Regions from separate parts of the Mus musculus genome. Here region 1 is linked to region 2. A link is a loop called in an ENCODE intact Hi-C map of the cell type or tissue named here. Cell type or tissue: heart. All regions are shown on one strand. Links, peaks and the distances in the headings refer to the core of each region. The heading gives the core; the rest is flanking DNA.

Region 1 (9,313 bases), core at 1,779-6,778, 330 kb before region 2:
AGTGTGTGTTTGAGACACCCACCCCTCTCTATAAATCGACCTGCATCTTAGCTCCTGATCTGTGGAGAGCACAGTGGGAATGGCTGATTGGATACTGGCTGAAAGGCTTGGATCTTAAAGAATACCGAAGGCCCAGCTGCTGCCCTCTCTACTCATTCCCTAAGGGCTCAAGGCAGAGGCTTGGATGTCTGTTACCTCAGGTTCCAGCGCTTAGACCCAACTGACACCAGCTAACCCCAACTGACCCAGTTGGCCCAGAAAACAATATTTGTATGTTGCTTTTACCATGTATGGCAAATGTCTGTTTTATAAGGTTACTTCCAACCTATTTCCTGTTTTCAGCACTTATTACTACAACATAAGTAAACACGTGCATGACTCTGGGGGGGGGGGGGAAGAGTACTGTAAGCTTAGATCACAGCCGTGCATAATCACTGCAAGAGCCAGCTATCTCTCCAGCCACGCCCAGGCAGTTTCTTATTCCGTAACTTCAAGCGCCTGCATTGGCTTCACATTAGGGAACAGATGACCACCATGAGCCAGGTCTACAGGTCTGGGTCACACCACCATAGCTGGAGACAGCTCAGCTCTAGTGCTTGCTGGGCTGTGGCCCCAGCTGAGGTTCTAGCAGGCTCACCATCACCTTGGCTGGCTCAGCAGCACTGTGAAGAACACACAGTGTGGCCGTTCTCACATTCTCATTTCCCTCTCTATATAACAGGGAAGGCCAAGCTGTGGGCGTGTAAGGCTAGGCACAGGAGAGGGCACACCTGGCCCCAGGCACGTATATAGATGATAGGTGGAGTCCTCCGTCCTCCCTTCTGTCCTCCACGCTGGGTGTGTGCTCTTAGGGGTGTAGTCTTGCCCCAGCCCCTCCTGATTGCTGCTCTGTTCTTCTTCCTTCTTGCTATGATGTGAAATTCTCTGCTTTACAATACTCTCACCACTGGTCCCCAACATAGATTAGAATCCCTGAAACGATTTGAAAAACAAATCCTTCTTCCTTTGAGTTATATTAGACGGTCTAGTCCCCCAGCTATGGGAAAGCTAACACGAGCTGTGGGTTGTTCTGATAGACAGGAAGAGGCTGGACGTTTCCCTTGGCATATGAGGAGCTAAGTGCTGGTCCCTGATCACCCCAGCACTGGTGATAAAATTGCAGGCACATCTCTCTCTGTCTTTCAGCCAGCTGCTCCTGAACCAATGACAGGAGATGATGTATTCTTTCTACCCACCTGATGCTCATGAACCCTGAGATGCCCTAGGAGAGTGATTTTCAACCTGTGGGTCTCAACCCCTTTGGGGGGGCCAAGTGACCCTTTCACAGGGGTCACCTAAAACCACCAGAAAAAAATCAGATATTTATATTACTATTTATTTTTTTAAAACCTTTTTTTATAAGATGTATTTATTTATTATATGTAAGTACACTGTAGACACACCAGAAGAGGGAGTCAGATCTCATTACGGATGGTTGTGAGCCACCATGTGGTTGCTGGGATTTGAACTCAGGACCTTTGGAAGAGCAGTCAGGTGCTCTTACCTGCTGAGCCATCTCACCAGCCCTATATTACTATTTATAACAGTAGCAAAATTACAGTTATGAAGTAACCAGCAATGAAATTAATTTTATGGTTGAGAGTCACCCTAACATGAGGCACCATATGAGAGCCACTGCTCTAGAATATTCCATGGGTACAGGGAAGCCCAGAGGCTAATTATCCCCCAGGCACTGATCTTTCCATAACCCACAAGGGTTCCATCTTGTTAGATTTTTTTTTCTGCCTATCCAGAACTTTCTAGATTCGTCACGAATTGGTATGTGTTCTGGCGTTTCTCTGGCTGTTGATTTGTAGCCTTACAGTCTTGTACTCATCCAGGATATGGAAATTATTTTAATGTTGTATCCTTGTACGAGAGGATGTCCCATGGGCTGCTGAGACGAGTAAGTACTATACAGCATTTGAATGAAGTGCTCTATAGATGTCTGTTAAGACCATGTGGTGTACAATGTCATTTAATTTGAATGTTTCTGTATATTTTGTGGTGAGGGGATGACCTATTGGTAAGAGTGTGGTACTGAAGTCACCCAGTACTATCATGCTAAGGTTAATCTGTGACTTTCCATCTAAATAGCATGCGTTTTATGAGATTGTGTGTACCTGTATTCAGGGCACATACATTTAGAATCATAATGTTCCCCCGATGGATTGTTGTTTTGTTCGAAGTCTATTTTATCAAATTTTACAACAGTTTTGTGCGTTCTCCTGTGTTTATCTGTAATCTATTTCTTTCCCTTCATCGGTAAATTTGTTAGGTTCCCCAGGTCTCCGCGCATCAGCTAATAAAGATGTTGGCTGGGCTGTAGACTGCACCTTGCCACCCCCGCTGCATTTCAGAAGATCCCCTCGTGGTGGCAACCGTCAGCTCTAAGTTCTGACTACTCATACCCCGTGCTCATTTGTGGTTAGCATCATTTCAACATCTATCTCACACACATTTCCTTTGCCAGCCAGTCCAACCTCCCAGGAAGGAAACGGGCACTGTGCACCCTCGGGGCCTGGTGCTTCGTTCAGAGTCTACATCCTTGGCTACAGGGGACCCAGTGAGCGGAGAAAATGTTGGATTGGTCCCCAAGGAAAGGGGAAGATGGCCATCCAAATGGAAAGACCAGCAGGTGAGGTTGTAGGGAGAGAGAGAGAGAGAGAGAGAGAGAGAGAGAGAGAGACGAAAGCATTCAGGGCAGCTGGAGATCTGATTACAGAAATGGAAGACACAGGAATTCAAGAAGCTACCAGGAAGGTCACATGGATGTTTATTAAATAGAAAAGAGGAAAAAGAAGAATAAAAGATTGCCAAAACCATATTTCCAAGGGTTAAAAAAAATTGGAATGCCAAAGAAATGCCATGCTCTGTTATCTTTATAACACGGGGCACTATATGTATGTACACTGTATTATGTATGTATGTATGTACACTCCGTATGTACACGGAGATATGTACACGAGCTTTGTTGCGGGTGGCGTTCCTCACCACGTGTACAGTAGCATTGCTGGAAGGAAGGTCTTCAAAGCTGGCAGAAGGCTGGAGGAGAAGCGGGAGCCCTGCACTACCCCTGCGGGGCTCTGTGGACCCCAAAACAAGGGTGGGGACTCAAGCCTGGGGACACTGAGAAAATTAAGCAAAAGTCAAACCTGGGCCCCATGCTTCAGTTTAAGCCAGGAAAGTCTAGAATCTTTCCAAGGGCTGAGATAGTCCGAGCAGTCTCCAAGAACACTTGTAATCTTTAGAATGGGCTGGCAATGCCTCCGTACCCCCGGGCCCCCACCCGCCCGCCCTCCACCCCCCACCCGCCCTCCACCCCCCACCTGTGCTTGGACTTGGGCATATGGGGTCCCTGTGAGAAGGAGTGAGAAAAGTAAGCCCCCGATGTCGTCAGAGAACAAGAAAATGTACAGCAGTTAATTTAACAGACAAAAGCCAACGGCAACACCAAAACAGTAATCCACAACACAACGCGGCCTGCTCTTAATACAGTGATGCTGCCAGCATCTTCCAAAACAAAAGAGCTCCCGGGTGCAAGGGAGCCAGCCCGGGAAGAGCCCGCGACTACTCCACAGGAAATCGCGGGATTCTCACAAGCCCCAACGTCATTTGTCTCTGCTTAAAACTTGCCCCCTCCTCTACTCCTTGCTGGCTCCTGGGCTGGGGCAGGCAGTGTACTCGTTCAGAAATAAAAATCCTGCCAGAGTCGCAGAAAAGCGTCAGGAAGAGGTCTCTGCCCCTCCCCCACACCAGCAGACCAATCCGGAGCCGGGGGGCTGCAGTAGCTCTGGATAGGGGGATGCAGTGGGAATTCTGATCCCACAGACCCCAGGAGAGGGCAACCGGTGTGCACAGTGGACGGAGTTGAGGAGGGGTGACTGGCCAGGGTGAGGACAGCAGTTTTGTGGCTTTGAGTTGTCCCCACACTGGGGTGGGGGCTTCTCAGTGACATAGCTTACCAAGAGTCACCAATGCTCCATAGACTCACTGGGTCCCAGACTTAACTTTAGTGGAGTCATTTCTTTAGTCTCCCTTGGGGGGTTGTGGCATACCGAACTAGTGTTTGTTTTTGCCAGGAAGAGTCTGGGCTCTCCCAGTGGGGCTGTGCTTGACTGGGCTTGGACTCTCTAGACTCTTGGCTTTGGCAAGGTTGGGGGAAATGACGGACTGGCCTGATTTCTATACTGTAGATAGTTAAATGGAAGGGCATTGCTGTAACAAGACTGTAGTCACTCTGATGGGATGCACAGGACCACTCTGGTTGGGATTCATTGTGTCCTGGTGCATCGTGGGATTGAGGCTGGGTCATACTCTGAGTGGAAGTATACACTGCCTCTGTGAGCATTCAGCTCTCAGAAACTAACAGGAAGAAAGATGAAGAAGACTCTAAGTCCCTTGCTCACCACTTAGATGACCTCTTCACAATACCACTGTCCAAGATGACCTCCACATCCTCTACTACCTGGGCACAGAACTCTCTAGCAGGAGACAGAGCTCCTGGTAGGTGAAGAAAAGGTCTTCCCGAGCTTGCTGTCACTGGTGGAGGCTGGATACTGTAGGGATGTGACCTACAGGGCATCTTTGATCTGAGCTCAGGACCTGAGCACTTTAGCACTGAAAGAACGCTTGCTAACTGCAGAGCCTCCCTCACAGCACAGGGAGTGAACCTCATCCCAGGGCTGGCAGATGGTATCCTGGCTCCCTGCTTCCACTAGAGGGAAACCTTGCTCTGCAATCCGACGCGCTTCTGCCTGGGAGTAGGAGATGCAGTGGCCAGCTGGTTCTCTAAGTCCAAGCCCTCTCCAACCACAGAACAGACAGTCCCAGCTTTCTTCATGCAGGTCATTTACCATCACTAAGGCCTTGCATTTTTAATCTTAAGGTCAAAGGAACACTCATTCAATCTCTTTCTTGCTTCAGGACCCTTGGGCCTTTGGGGGGATTTTTCTGGTCTTGGGGTTTCAGCCCACTCTATGCTGGCCTTAGACCCGATGTGTGGATGGCTTTTCTTTTGCACATCTTAATCCTTTTCCGTCTAGGGGACGTGCTAACCATGTAGCTAATTGGCTTCCTATGTCTCCTATAGCTGAGTTCTCCCCGCTGCTCCTCAGCCCCCAGCATCCTACACCCCACGATTTGCAGCCTCGGTCCTGTGAGGGAGTGTAGGACCTAGATCCCATGAGCCAGGCAGCTCCGGGCACCGACTCTGTCTTGAGCTGCCATCTGCTTCCATCTTCCATTCGGGACCTGCAGAAGCCAGGGGGGCGGGTGAGCTCAAGGATTCAGGAGGGCCATGGAGAAATACTGCTCTCATCCTTCGGAGGACGTTCATCATCCCTCCCTGTGACTTCTGAGAGGTATGTGTCTCAGGGAGAAGCCTCTGGTCTCCTTGTGAAAGCTTAACAAAAACTCCCCACAGGTTGCTCACAGAACAGCAGATGAACTGAGCTGAGCGGCACCTGGGCCACGCCCCCTTTGGGGGCGGGTCGCTGGGGCTAGACACAGGTCAGGGCCACGGAGGCAGGGAGTAGACCGTGCCCTCATCACTTCCTTTGCTTCTCTCCAGGGCAGCCAGAGACTTGACCCAGGCAAGATTTGGCAGTCTGAGGGTGGGGGGTGGGTCATCTCATAGTGGCTTCCTGGCCGCAGTCTGGGGTCCTCAATGGTCCCTAAAATACACTACACAGTGTTGAATAGTTTTAACGTAACAAAACCTAGAATCACCAGGGAAGTCTTAAAGAGGAATTATTTTAGATTAGATTGGCCTGTGGAGGATTATCTTATTTGTTTAATGGAAGTGAGACGATCCACCCTGAATTTCGTGGGCTGGATCTTGGACTTTTTAAGAGTACATGAAACTGGTTGGGGGTGGGGGAGCATGGACAGCATGGATGCATTTGTTTCTCTGCTGTTGACTGTGGATGTAGTGACTTAGGCACTTCTAGTTCCTGCCATCATGACTCCTCCCTACGATGGACTGTACATAGGCTAGATTATAAACCAAACAAACCAACTTTCCTCTTTCCTGGTGCATGTTGCTTTTTGGTCAGGGTATTTTACCACAGCAACAGAAATGGAGCTACGACAGTAGGCTACCTGGTCCTCTCTCTTGCTCCAGGGTCCTGGTTTGGTAGAAGGAATGGCCACTCTGATAACAATGCCACATTAGATCCTGGCAGTGCCACAGTCTCTGTGGATTTTCTCTGTGTGCCTGTGATGTCTGCCCCTGGCACTCATAGCCAGGGCATGGTCTTCTGAGTTATTTCCCAAGGTTGGGACAGCAGCCCTGAGCTATGCCACCCAGGCAGCTTTGTCACTAAGGAGCCCTGGTGCCACTAAGCGCTTTCTGGGTCCAAAGCCCTGCTTTCTAGATAGCTGGTGTTCAGTAAATGAACTCTGGTCACCTAGAACCAATGGCCTGCTTGGACTGTGAGGAGTGAATTAGCCACTGTCTATCGGCTGAGAATGGTTATGCTAATCAGGCCTGGCCCAGGGGGCTGATGCTTGGAGCTAGTAGCACCCCTCAGACTCACTGTTCTGGGGGCTCCTAAAGTCTACCCACACCATCCACCTGGAATGAGGGGGTGCTAGGGAGGAAACAGCTTCCCAAGCTCACAAGCCCCTGTATTAAGCCATCCCACACTAGAACTCATGGTGACACTTGTCACTCAGGAAAGTCCCACTCGAGTCTGGTTCATGTCACTAAACAAGCAATACAAATTACCATCTCCTTCCAACTCCCCCGGTAGCCACCCCCAGCAGAAGCCAGGGAAATAGACTTCTCCCTCGCTGTGGGGGCCGCTCTTGCCAGGCCTGTCATCACTAGCTCTGTGGGATGAAGGGCTGTGGGCGGACATCGTGGGAGGGCACACTGACCCATCAGTCCCCTTTCTGGTACAGCTTTGCTACCAGAGGTAGCCTCCTTGGGAGCAGTGATCTGCTGTGGAGAGAACCAAGCCTGGCCCCGTACCCCAAGACAGGGGCTGAGAACAAACAGAGCAACAGAAAGAAACACAGGAAGAACTAGACCCCTTGGCAGGTGTTCCAAAGGTACAACTCGTTCCCACACAGCCTTGGAAGAAACTGATGGATAGACACAGGGTAGGGCAGGCGAGCCAGCCCAGAGTCAGGGCCAGAAATGAGTACATCATGGGACTCCATCTCTTCATGATGTCGGACTTCTAAAGATTGCAATTAAGAAGGCTGGTGGGGTGGGGTGGGGTGGGGTGGGGTGGGGTGGGGTCTTGGAACCCCAGAGAAACAGGAGCTGCTTTTCAAGAGCCTCCATCCACCAAGGCAGAAAGTGGACGGCTCCTTTCTTTAGCCCTGGCCACACTGTGACAGAGTTTCAGGCAGATGATGAGGGACCCACTGATGGCTCAAGGCCAGCATGACCGGGAACTGAGCCCTGGGTCTGTCCCACATGTTAGTTCTTCCTATGTTAGAATAAGATGGAGAGAGATGTAAGTAGCCACCCGGACGCCATCAGTTTGAGTCGGCCTTTCTCTTAATTTCATATCGGTACCTTCCCACTTCCTGATGTTTGCTCTGCCTAGTAAGGATCTGGCTCTGTACTGATCAGTCCCAGGTTTGCTGCTTAAAGGGGCACATGCCCCGCCAACAACTTCAGCCTCACGATGCGTCTTCTTGCAGCACACATGAACTTCAGGTCAAAGTCCCCAACCTGATGATGTCACTCTGCAGGTCTCACGGTTCAAATGCAGTCCAGTCTCCAACGTCCCCCAGGACTTGCTTGGGCAAGGCTATTTACATTTCATGAGTCCCAGTGCATCTGACTATTCACAGGATTCTCGAGTGATATCCACGTGTTTGGCAATGGGTGGGAAGCCCAGACTCCACTGGGATGTCAAGAAACAGTAACAAACGGATTCCATCATCTTCCTCAAAACAAACCATCTGGATTCAGAAACACATGCATGTCAGGGGGAAAAAAAGGAGAGGGGACGAGAGACCATAGTAAATATATCCAAGAGGGCTGCTGGTCTGCAGCCATTCATAGCTTGGTCTGGTCATTTTGCATATAAACATTCAGATACTAACAGTAGCATTCCAGAAGTAGAGTGGGTGCCACCTCCCCACTACCCCCAGTCAAATCACAAAGTCACACCCAACAACTCGAACACTGGGGTGTTATCAGACTCCTGGGGGAACCTAAGAATTTTTTACACACTAGGCTATCACCTGGCCTTTCCACACTGGCAACCCCACCCTGACACTGCCCCTGGGAGACCACCGAGCAAATACAGGGAACCATGTGGTCAAGCAGGGCGTGAGGACCCAGAGGAAGTGTTCCGTGAAGTCCTGACGCCTAGGAGAGTGACTGATCACCTGCATGTGACCTACAGCAGCCCAGCCTGACAGGTCTTGGTGCCTATTCAGTGTGTAGTTGGATAAGCATGCCCAGTATCCCTGGCACTGGCACTATCCTGCCTCTAGCCCAGTCTGATGTTCTGGGCCTGTTCCTCCTGTGCGCTCTGGAGCAGGGAGAGAAGTTAGCCTTGGAGCCTGCTAAGAAAAGCAGGTGTGCTTCCCAAAATAAATAGTATTTTGTAAGTACTCCCTTTCTACCCCAATCTGAGAAATGGCAGAAGAGAATATATGAAGGTCCTTGTGCCTAGAGCCACCTGGCGTGGCCCTCACAGGACCCTGGACTTCCCCCGCAGGTCCTGTAGGCTCACAGCTGTTGTGGGATACCCTGATCCTTGTACCCTGTAAGGAAGAAGGAGAGGAGAGGTGGTTAGGGAGACATTCCATTTAGGATTTGTCCAACACGGCCCCAGACCAGAATATACTCATGAGACCTTGCCTATTCTATGAGGACCTTATTGGTACAGGAAGCAGCAAAGATCTACTGTTCACAGGCAAGGCTATTGGCCGCCCAGGAGGGGAACAACTGTCTGCCATAGGTCCAGCCAGCAGGATAACTGGGACAGGATGAGACTGGAGCCCACAGAGTCTTCAGTGCATCGTTGCTAATCATGAGATATTTGCTTTTCAGGATCAGAGATGAGACCCAGGCCCTCACACAGATCCACTAGTGCTCTGGCTCCGGCTGTACCCCTATTCCTCCCGGGGAACGTTGGAGCACTGATGTCAGCATAGACAGTGCTAATCTGATTAGGTGAGATTACAGAGCTAAGATAATGGAGTATACTGATCTGGGACAATTCCATCCAGTGTCTTTGGTCTGAGGGGGAACACCAGGAGCCCCAGCTGAGTCTCTCTCTCTATGTAGTATGGATGCCTG
Region 2 (9,313 bases), core at 1,828-6,827:
CCTGTACTGGGGCATATAAAGTTTGCCTGTCCAATGGGCCTCTCTTTCCAGTGATGGCCGACTAGGCCATCTTTTGATACATATGTAGCTAGAGTCAAGAGCTCCGGGTTAATGGTTAGTTCATAATGTTGTTGCACCTACAGGGTTGCAGATCTCTTTAGCTCCTTGGATACTTTCTCTAGCTCCTCCATTGGGAGCCCTGTGATCCATCCAGTAGCTGACTGTGATCATCCACTTAGTGTTTGCCAGGCCCCGGAACAGAATCTTTAAATAAGTGAAGAACCATGTAGTCTGTAAATAAGGATGGTATGACTTCTTCCCTTCCTTCTTTTATCCTTTTGTCTTGTCTTTATCAACTTGGTATATCTAGATTCAAGCACTAACCAGGAGTGGTTGCCGGGGGAAAGAAGCAGGCAAAACTCTATGAGTTCAAGGCAGCCTGGTCTAAATAGAGAATTCCAGTACATCTTGCGATACATAGGGAAATCCTGTCTCAAAAAAGCCAAGGGGGAGGGGTTGTGGCTCTGAGGAGATGGCTCAGTGCAATGGAGTTGCTCTTGCTGAGGACCTGACTGGCTCAGGTACCCACGTGATGGTTTATAACCTCTGTAATCTCATTCCAGGGCATCCAGCACCCTCTTTGGGCACCAGGCATGCACATGGTGCACTTACATGCAGGCAAACCACATGAATACATGAAATAAAAATAAATATTTAGAGAAAAAGATTCAAGCGCTGTATAAAATAAGAGAGGGAGAGTAGACATCTTTGTCTCGTTCCTGGCTCTAAAGGAAATGCTCTGTTTGTCTCCACTTGATGTTGGCTGTAGGTTGTTGATATAGCCTTTATTGTCTTGAGATATGTCCTGTCCCTAAAGGCTCCAAAACTCTGGGGGCTGGAGAGATGGCTCAGCAGTTAAGAGCACTGGCTACTCTTCCAGAGGTCCAGAACCACGTGGTGGCTCACAAATGTCTGTAATGGGATTTAATTTTCTCTTCTGTGTACCTGAAAACAATGTGTACACACACACACACACACACACACACACACACACACAAAATAAAATATAATATATATATATATATTATATATATATATATATATATATATATATATATATATATATAATAAAATAAACCTTAAAAAAAAGACTTCAGAACTTCCATCATGTTGAACTTTGTTAAATGCCTTTTCAACATCAATTGATATGATTATGTGGTTTCTGTCCTTAAGTGTACTTATATGGTATGTTACACTTAATGATTTGCATAGATTAAATCAACCTTGCCATTCTGAGATGAAATCCTCTCTGCCATAATGTATAATCCTCTTAATGTGCTCCTAAATTCAGTTAGCAGGTATTTTGTTAAGAATTTTTCTATGTTTATCAAACAAATTAGCCTATAGTTTTCTTTTTTCTTTTTCTTTTTCTTTTTCTTTTTTTTTTTTTTTTTTTTTGAGACAGGGTTTCTCTGTGTAACCCTGGCTCCTGGCTGTCCTGGAACTTACTCTATTGACCAGGCTGGCCTGGAACTCAGAAATCTGCCTGCTTCTGCCTCCCAAGTGCTAGGACTAAAGGCATGCCCAGCAGTTTTGTTTTTTCTTCTTTTGTTCTTGTTTTTGAGAAGGGCTTGTGTAGCTCTGGTTGTCCTGGAACTTGCTAGTTCAATCCTCTTGCAAGAGGAGCAGAAGTTCAAGGCCAGGTCTCAGCTGTGTAAGACCTTGGAGAGGGCTGGAGAGGGTTAAGAGAACTGCCTGTTCTTCCAAAGGTCCTGAGTTCAGTTCCCAGCAACCACATGGTGGCTCACAACCATCTGTAATGGGATCTAATGCCCTCTACTGGTGTGTCTGAAGACAGCTACAGTGTACTTGTCATATATATTAAATAAATAAATAAATAAAATCTTTAAAAAAAAAAAGACCTTGGAGAGAGAAAGAGAGGGAGGGAGGGAGAGAGAAAGGGGGATTGGTTTGAGAACATGGCAGAGGGTGGGGTGGGGGAGGAAGGGCATTGAGCCAGGGCCTCACATCTGTTAGGCAAGTGTTCTACCACTGAATGACGTCTAAAAGCAAAAAACGTTGGTTTTTAAAGAAAAATAGAAAGTGCCATTAGCCTGCTACCTGCCCAGTTAAAAGATGAGGCTAGGGCCAGGCTCAGTGTAACCTGTAACCCCAGGGCTAGGGAGATAGGGGAAGAAAGATCAGAAGTTCAAGGCCAGCCTGAGCTACATGAGACCCTGTTTCAACAAAACCAAAGACAAAAAGGAATCCCAAGACTGGTAGTGTTGCTCAGTGTGGTGCATGTGCCCAACATGCACCTGACCCTTGGTTCCATACCCACAACTCAAAAGAGAGTGGTTTCTGAACCTAGAACTCCGGCCACTGGTTTCCTTTCCTGGAAGCTGGTCCTGGGGCGTTCATGGCTGCTCTCTTCAGGACATGGCCCTGGCAGTACAGAGCTGTCTTCAGCTTGCTCTTAGCTTTCACCAGATGAGACCACAGCTCTCACTGGGCAGAGCTGGCCCTTCTGGGCTGAACCTTGTTGCCATAAGGCACAGCTAGCCTTTCTGGAAGGCCTGAGATCTTTCCTGGTTGACAAAGAAAGGACATTGCTACCCTCTGTTCTCAGCTACCCCACCGGGCTGGGCCCTGGAGGAGATGCTGAGCTCAACGATAATTTGGAACTTGAAGATACCAGGCCCAGCATCTCACTAAGACCAGTCCTTCTGGAAGTTCGAGCCCCAGCCAACAGAGGCAAGCTTGTTAGGAATGCAAAGTATCAGACACCACCCTTGATCTAACCAGAAACTCGGGTGCGTGGGGGGTGGGGAGTAGGACACCTAGCTGTCAACACCTGTGTTTTTGCAAACCCCCAGGTGTTTCTGATGCACCCACCCTTGGACGGGAGAACCCTGTTGAGACCAGCTGGTCCAGTCGGTCTGGTGCTGTCACTGTAGTCACCGAGCATACTTGGGTGGGGGAGGGGGAACGGCCTTGCTCTATAGCTCTGCCTCGCCCTCCAGAGAGAGCTATGATTACAGGCGTGGGCCACCACTCCCACTCGAAAGCCCGGGTCCCGGAAACCTTCTAGTGCCATGCAAACAGATAGCTTGCCACCAGGAACTTTGGGTTTTAATAGGTTCTGGTCTAGTTTGCTTTTTGTTGCTATGATAAACACTATAACCAAAAGCTACTTAGAAAAGGGTTTATTTGGCTTGCACGTCCACCTCATAGTCCACGCTCAAGGGAAGCGAGGCAGGAACCGGAAGCAGGAACAGCAGAGGCGCCGGGGCCTACCGACTTGCTCTCCATGGCTTGCTCAGCCTGCTTTCTTATACAACTCAGGACCACCTGCCCAGGGGTGACACACCCTCTGTGGGCTAAGTCCTTCCGCACCAATCATTAATCAAGAAAAATGTCCCTCAGACATGCCCACAGGTCAGTCTGTCAGAAGCCACTCCTCCGTTGAGGTTCCCTCTTTCTAGATGACTCTAGTTTGTCACATTAACAAAACCTAACTAGTACAAGTTGTGAAACAGCTGCCGCCGGGGAAATAAAGAAGTAGTGGCTTAACACAGTTTGCTTGTGTGAGTCGGCGGTGTGGCCTGAGCCATCTCCCCTCTGTTCTTTGTTTGCTCCGATGGCTTAAAGCTACCGAGGAGTCACTGTGTTGGCTTGGTCCCATGTTCTGCTGTCTGATCTAAGGCCCCTCACCCAGCCCAGACCTTGGGTCTCCCAGGCTAGCCGCGTAGCCGAGTAGGAGTTCCCAGGTAGATGGACTTCAGGCGTGGGTCCCCGCCACCAGGAACACAAAACACTGGGAACACAAGAGCTCCCAGATCCAAGGGAAGGAAACAGACTCCAGGGTCTGAAGAGGACTGTCCACCCCATGTTGTAAGAAGTGGATGAGGTTCAAGAGCGGGTGCTGCTGTCTTTGGGAGATACACTCTGTCATTTGTTTCTGTGTGGTCAGCATCCACTGTTGTCCTCTTTCCCTCCTTCTTAGTCCTTTGAGTGATGGGAGCACACGCCGTGCCTGATGTACCGAGACCGCAGCTGGTGGGTGCTCTGCAAACCGACCGGACAGGCGCGGCTCAGAAATCAGGTCTGTGGTACTTGGAGCCTGAGAAACCTTTTGATGTTCCAGAGAGAGGGGCAGATGCGGGCCCCGCAGGGGGTGGGGGCTGAACAGCAGGGCTGGCTTTGCAGTAGTGACCAGAGGGAACTTTCCTAGATACATGAGGACAAAGACCCTTGTGTGGGTGGGGACTTTAAGAATTTCAACCCCACTTCGCGTCCAGTACCCGTACCGGTACCCTGTCCCCTGTCTTTTCAGTTTTCCAGACAGCACATTCTATTTCAGCGAGGGGGTCTGTGCTGTCGTCATTCTTGAGCCTTTATGCCCACACGGAGGGTCTTCCAGATGGTCCAACTTTTTCCGGCAGCAGCTGGCTCCTCTGCAGGGGTCGGCTGCACATTCCTCACCGCCTCCTCGCCCCTCCAGATTTGCAGCTTCCTACCCTTCCTCCGTGGGAGCACTTTCTGAACCTGTGCAAATTAGAGAGAAGTTGTAGCTCTCCTGGGTGTTGCGGACTATGTCACAACCCACACTGTGTAACCATCGGCAGCCAGCCGTCCTGCGGCTCAGCCGGGCTTCAGAGAGCACACTGGTAGGTCTTCCAGGAGCCTTGCGGCTCTGCCTTGGAAGAGGAAGGCGATCTTGTGAGCTTTGATGCCATCTAGTGGACACATTCAGGCCTGCAAGGACTGACTTCTGCTTTTGGTCCCACATTTTCCTTTTGGACCTCCTGTTTGTTTCCTTTTCTAAAATCTTCATTATGTTTCTTTCTGTGTGGTAAGGATTCTCACCACTGTCTGAGTGGGTGACAAGGACAACTTGCAGGAGATGATGCTCTCTTCCATCATGTGGGCTCTGGGGATCCCACAGATTTGGCAACAAGTGGCTTTACCATTGAGTCAACTTGCTGGTCCATTGGCCAGGTCTACCAGTGAGCCCCTCCTCCCTCCTCCCCTTCCCTCCTTCATCTCCATCATCTCCACCACCACCTCCACCACCACCATCATCATCACTGTCATCACCCTTCCTTCTCTTCCTCCTCCTCTTCCTCCTCCTCCTCCTCCTCCTCGACCTCCCTCCTTCTTTGAGACAAGGTCTCAGTAGACAGCTCAAGCTAGTCTCAAATTCATGCTCCTCCTCTTGAGAGGTAAGATTACAGGGTGGTACCAAAAGTCTGTTGTTCATGATGAAGCAGAGGAAACAATACAAATGCCCTGCACTAGAGAAGCTTCTACCAACCACACTGCAGGACAGTGTAAGCTGGGCACGGTGGTTCACATCTGTAACCCCGCATTCAGGAAGCCAAAGTGGGGGGATTGCTTTGACTTTCAGGCTACCCCTGAGTTCCAGGCCAGTGGGCTCTGGTCTCCCCTTTCTCTATCTCCAAACATCTGCTCTTATTTGTTCATTTACTTTTTGTTCTTTGGGGTTTGTTTGTTTGTTTGTTTGTTTTGGATGATGTTTGTTTGGTTTTGAGACAGGGTATCTCTATGTAGTTGTACTGGCTGGTTTTGTGTCAACTTGACACAGGCTGGAGTTATCCCAGAGAAAGGAGCTTCAGTTGGGGAAGTGCCTCCATGAGATCCAGCTGTAAGGCATTTTCTTGGTTGTTGATCAAGCTGGGAGGGCCTATCGTAGGTGGTGCCAACCTTGGGCTGGTAGTCCCGGGTTCTATAAGAGAGCAAGCTGAGCAACCTAGGGGAAGCAAGCCAGTAAGCAACAGCCGTCCATGGCCTCTGCATCAGCTCCTGCTTCCTGACCTGCTTGAGTTCCAGTCCTGACTTCCTTGGTGATGAACAGCAGTATGGAAGTGTAAGCCGAATAAACCCTTTCCTCCCCAACTTGCTTCTTGGTCATGATGTTTGTGCAGGAATAGGAACCCTGACTAAGACAGTAGTCCTGGCCATCCTAGAACTCACTGTGTAGTAGACCAGGCTGGCTTTGAACTCACGGAGATCTGACTGCCTCTGCCTCCCAAGTGCTGGGATTAGGGCATGCTTGGTACCATCCACACTTTCTTTCAAGTTCCCTAAGCATCTACTTAGTTTTCAACCTGCCCAGGCCCCTGGAGCTGAAGCCAGGTGTGTGAGCCTTCCTGATGTCACTGGTGACACCTGGTTCACATAAAAGGCCACATCAGCACGCCTGTGCAGGAACAGCATCAGGACCAGCTGTGAGTCAGGGTGTGACTGCTAACAGGAGTTTCCACATGAAACTGAGAGTTTCGTGAGGAAGACAGTTGTTCTGCGCTGAGTCTTTAAGGTAGGCGGGGACTCAGGAAATGCAGTTGGCTCCCACCATGCTGTTCCAGGCTCTGCAGAGTGGAATGGTTATTTTTGTGTCATTCTGAGAAAATATCCGATGGGACAATGTGAAGAATGGATAACTAGCCGGGCGTGGTGGCGCACACCTTTAATCCCAGCACTTGGGAGGTAGAGGCAGGCGGATTTCTGACTTCGAGGCCAGCCTGGTCTACAAAGTGAGTTCCAGGACAGCCAGGGCTACACAGAGAAACCCTGTCTCGAAAAGAATGAATAACTAGCTGGACGATGGGTGGTGGCTCATGCCTTTAATGCCAGCACACTGGAGGCAGAGATGGGTGAATCTCTGACTTAGAGGCCAGCCTGGTCCACAAAGCAAGTTCTAGGACAGCCTAGGCTACACAGAGAAACTTCATGTCAAACAAAAAAACAAAAGGAATTATTGATTCAGTTTTCCACCCATAGTTCTTTATCTCATCAATTTTGGGTCCCTGTGAGGCAGAGGCAGAGGGGCTTAGGGGCTTAGGGGCAGAGGGGCAGAGGGGCAGAGGGGCAGAGAGGCAGAAAGAGGCAGAGAGGCAGAGAGGCAGAGGCAGAGAGGCAGAGAGGCAGAGGCAGAGAGGCAGAGAGGCAGAGGCAGAGAGGCAGAGGGGCAGAGGGGCAGAGGGGCAGAGGGGCAGAGAGGCAGAGAGGCAGAGGGGCAGAGGGGCAGAGGGGCAAAGAGGCAGAGAGGCAGAGGGAGAGAGGCAGAGGGGCAGAGAGGCAGAGGGGCAGAGGGGCAGAAGGCAGAGAGGCAGAGAGAGAGGCAGAGAGGCAGAGAGGCAGAGAGGCAGAGAGGCAGAGAGGCAGAGAGGCAGAGAGGCAGAGGCAGAGGCGAGTATCGTGGCCAATGGGCTGTGTGTAGGAAGAGCAAGGTTGTTTACCTCTAGCTAGATGGAAAAGTAGAGACAGGAAGGGACAGGGCTTGCTGTAACTTTCAAAGGTGCCTGCCCCCAGTAACTGGTAACCTACTTCCTCTAGCTAGGCTCCACCATTTCCCCAAAGCACCAACAGCCAAGGACCAACTCCAGCGTTCGATCCAGAGGAGACACCCCAAGGGGTTCTTCCCTCCTGCAAGCAGGGAGAACACACCCACTAGCCCATTTCCTCCTGAACTTGTGCTGGGGACAAGCTAACTGGACGTGACTCTCACTTCTTTTTTTTTTTTTTTTGGTATTTCCAGACAGGGTTTCTCTGTAGCCCTGGCTGTCCTGGAACTCACTCTGTAGACCAGGCTGCCCTCGAACTCAGAAATCCACCTGCCTCTGCCTCCCAAGTGCTGGGACTAAAGGCGTGCGCCACCATGCCCGGCATGACTCTCACTTTAAGGGGGTGGTGTACTCTGGACTTCACCTCATGCCGCCTCATCTTCCTCCTCAGAGGGGCTGCCTCCTCTGGGGAACTACTACAGTTTGAGAAGTGGAATCTATTCCAAAATTCAGGCTAACATCCAATCCGCAGCTCAACAAGTCACCTAATGGGTGAGTGCTCAGGAGCCTCCCCAGTAGGCAGGATCCTCAGAGAGGAGCTAGAAATCAGAGGAAGGGGCCTCTTGGCCTCAATCCCTCTGGCTTGGAGGACACACAGGTGTCTTCCCTGGAGGAGCCTCTCCAGATGCCAAACTCCACATCTTGATCTTGGCCTTCAACCCTCCAGAACAGTGGTTTGGTTTGCTTTGGTTTGGTTTGGTTTGGTTTGCTTTGCTTTGGTTTGGAGACAGAGTTACATAGCCCAGATTAGCTCTGAATTTACTCGGTTGCTGAGATCGTCTGATCCTCCTGTCTCCGCCTGCCCTGTGCTGTGATTATAGATGTGTAACCCTGCCGATTTTTGCCACCCTGAGGATCACAGGCCTTCCTGCATGCTAGACAAGCACTCTACCATGGCGCTATGTTCCCTAGACCTCCAGCACTCTGAAAACAGACTTGATTTGATTACATACCACAAGTAAACAGTAGCACAGATGAAGAAATACCCTCCTCAGATTCCTCACCAACTAACCAACCTTCTCCCCAGCCCCACAAGGTGGAGTGCCTGCATCTTCCAAGGACTCCCCTTGCTCTGTGGGCCTCCAGGTTCTGACAAACTCAAAATGTCCGCTAGAACCTATCCCTCCTCCCTGGCCAGCCAGAATTAAGAAGCCACTCCAACAGGCAGCAGGTACATTAGAGGGATCTCTACAGAGGCTCCCTCCCCACCCAGCTCCCTTCCTGTGAGGTCCCCAGCAGGACCAGGACTAACTCCAGCACCCTCTGCAGCCTCACCACCACCCACCACCCACCCCCTTGCACTAGCGGGAAGTTGCCTGGGTCTGGCTCCATTACGGGTCTCGACACAAGGTTGTGTTGGGCCTGGGTAGGGCAGCCCTTCCTGGTTGCCAGAGCTGCAGCGGTGTCTGAGCCACCTTTCCAAGCAGAAACCCAAGAACCGAAGCCAAATAACTACTCTCTATTGATCTGGAACCTCCAATAGGCTCGGTAAACAAGGGAGAATTTAAAAGGGGAATGCTCAGCTGCCATCCCTGTGCTCTACAGTGACTGTGGTTCTTCCACTCTGACCAGCTGGTCTCCGGGCCTCCCACACTCAGGGAGCGCGGCATCCATGGGGTGGATCGGCCGCCACAGGAGTGGGAGGGGTGGATCGGACGCTAGCACAAAAGCCACCACTTCCGCCGGGTGCGCGGTCCCTGCCCGCTCCTCCCAGGGCACAGGTCTCCGGAGCACTCCTCACCCATTTAGTGGTCCAAGAGTTCCCCACTGGCTTCCCAGGAATTAAGTGTCAACGAAAGTATGCTTCCTTTGTGCAATCAAGAAGACACGCGCATAGGGTCTGTGGATCTGGGTCACCCCTCCCGCTCTGGTCTGGGGACTGTGCGCCCCAGGCTCTCAAGATGGCCACCAGAGGGCTCACGAGCGCCGCCACGAGGGCTCGACGC

Evidence for each region. Hi-C counts contacts between places; a loop is a spot of excess contacts. Peaks named below come from ENCODE experiments on the same cell type or tissue, not always from the same donor. Only the 100,000 strongest peaks of a DNase experiment are listed, where the experiment ranks them.
Region 1: it touches region 2 in a loop (9-fold over the local background); 30 of 42 quality-filtered maps call a loop at or near these places.

The regions. Positions count from the first base shown.
Region 1 is chr1:180,429,589-180,438,901 of GRCm38, forward strand. Stum (mechanosensory transduction mediator) reads right to left here. Exons shown (of 4, transcript NM_001081227.2): 4 at 2,785-8,775. The coding sequence ends at 8,741. Among named protein-coding and RNA genes, the nearest start is that of Gm39712, 26 kb to the left of the region's middle. In heart, for the core only: CTCF peaks have their summits at 2,406 and 4,749 (motif pointing right); DNase peaks (open chromatin) are centred at 2,433 and 4,763; H3K4me3 peaks cover 762 bases; H3K27ac peaks cover 936 bases; H3K27me3 peaks cover 4,394 bases.
Region 2 is chr1:180,759,373-180,768,685 of GRCm38, forward strand. Gm38293 (a long non-coding RNA gene) reads right to left here and starts at 9,284. Exons shown (of 2, transcript XR_865779.2): 1 at 9,109-9,284; 2 at 3,192-4,548. In heart, for the core only: a CTCF peak has its summit at 4,743 (motif pointing left); DNase peaks (open chromatin) are centred at 2,839 and 4,699; H3K4me3 peaks cover 1,074 bases; H3K27ac peaks cover 423 bases.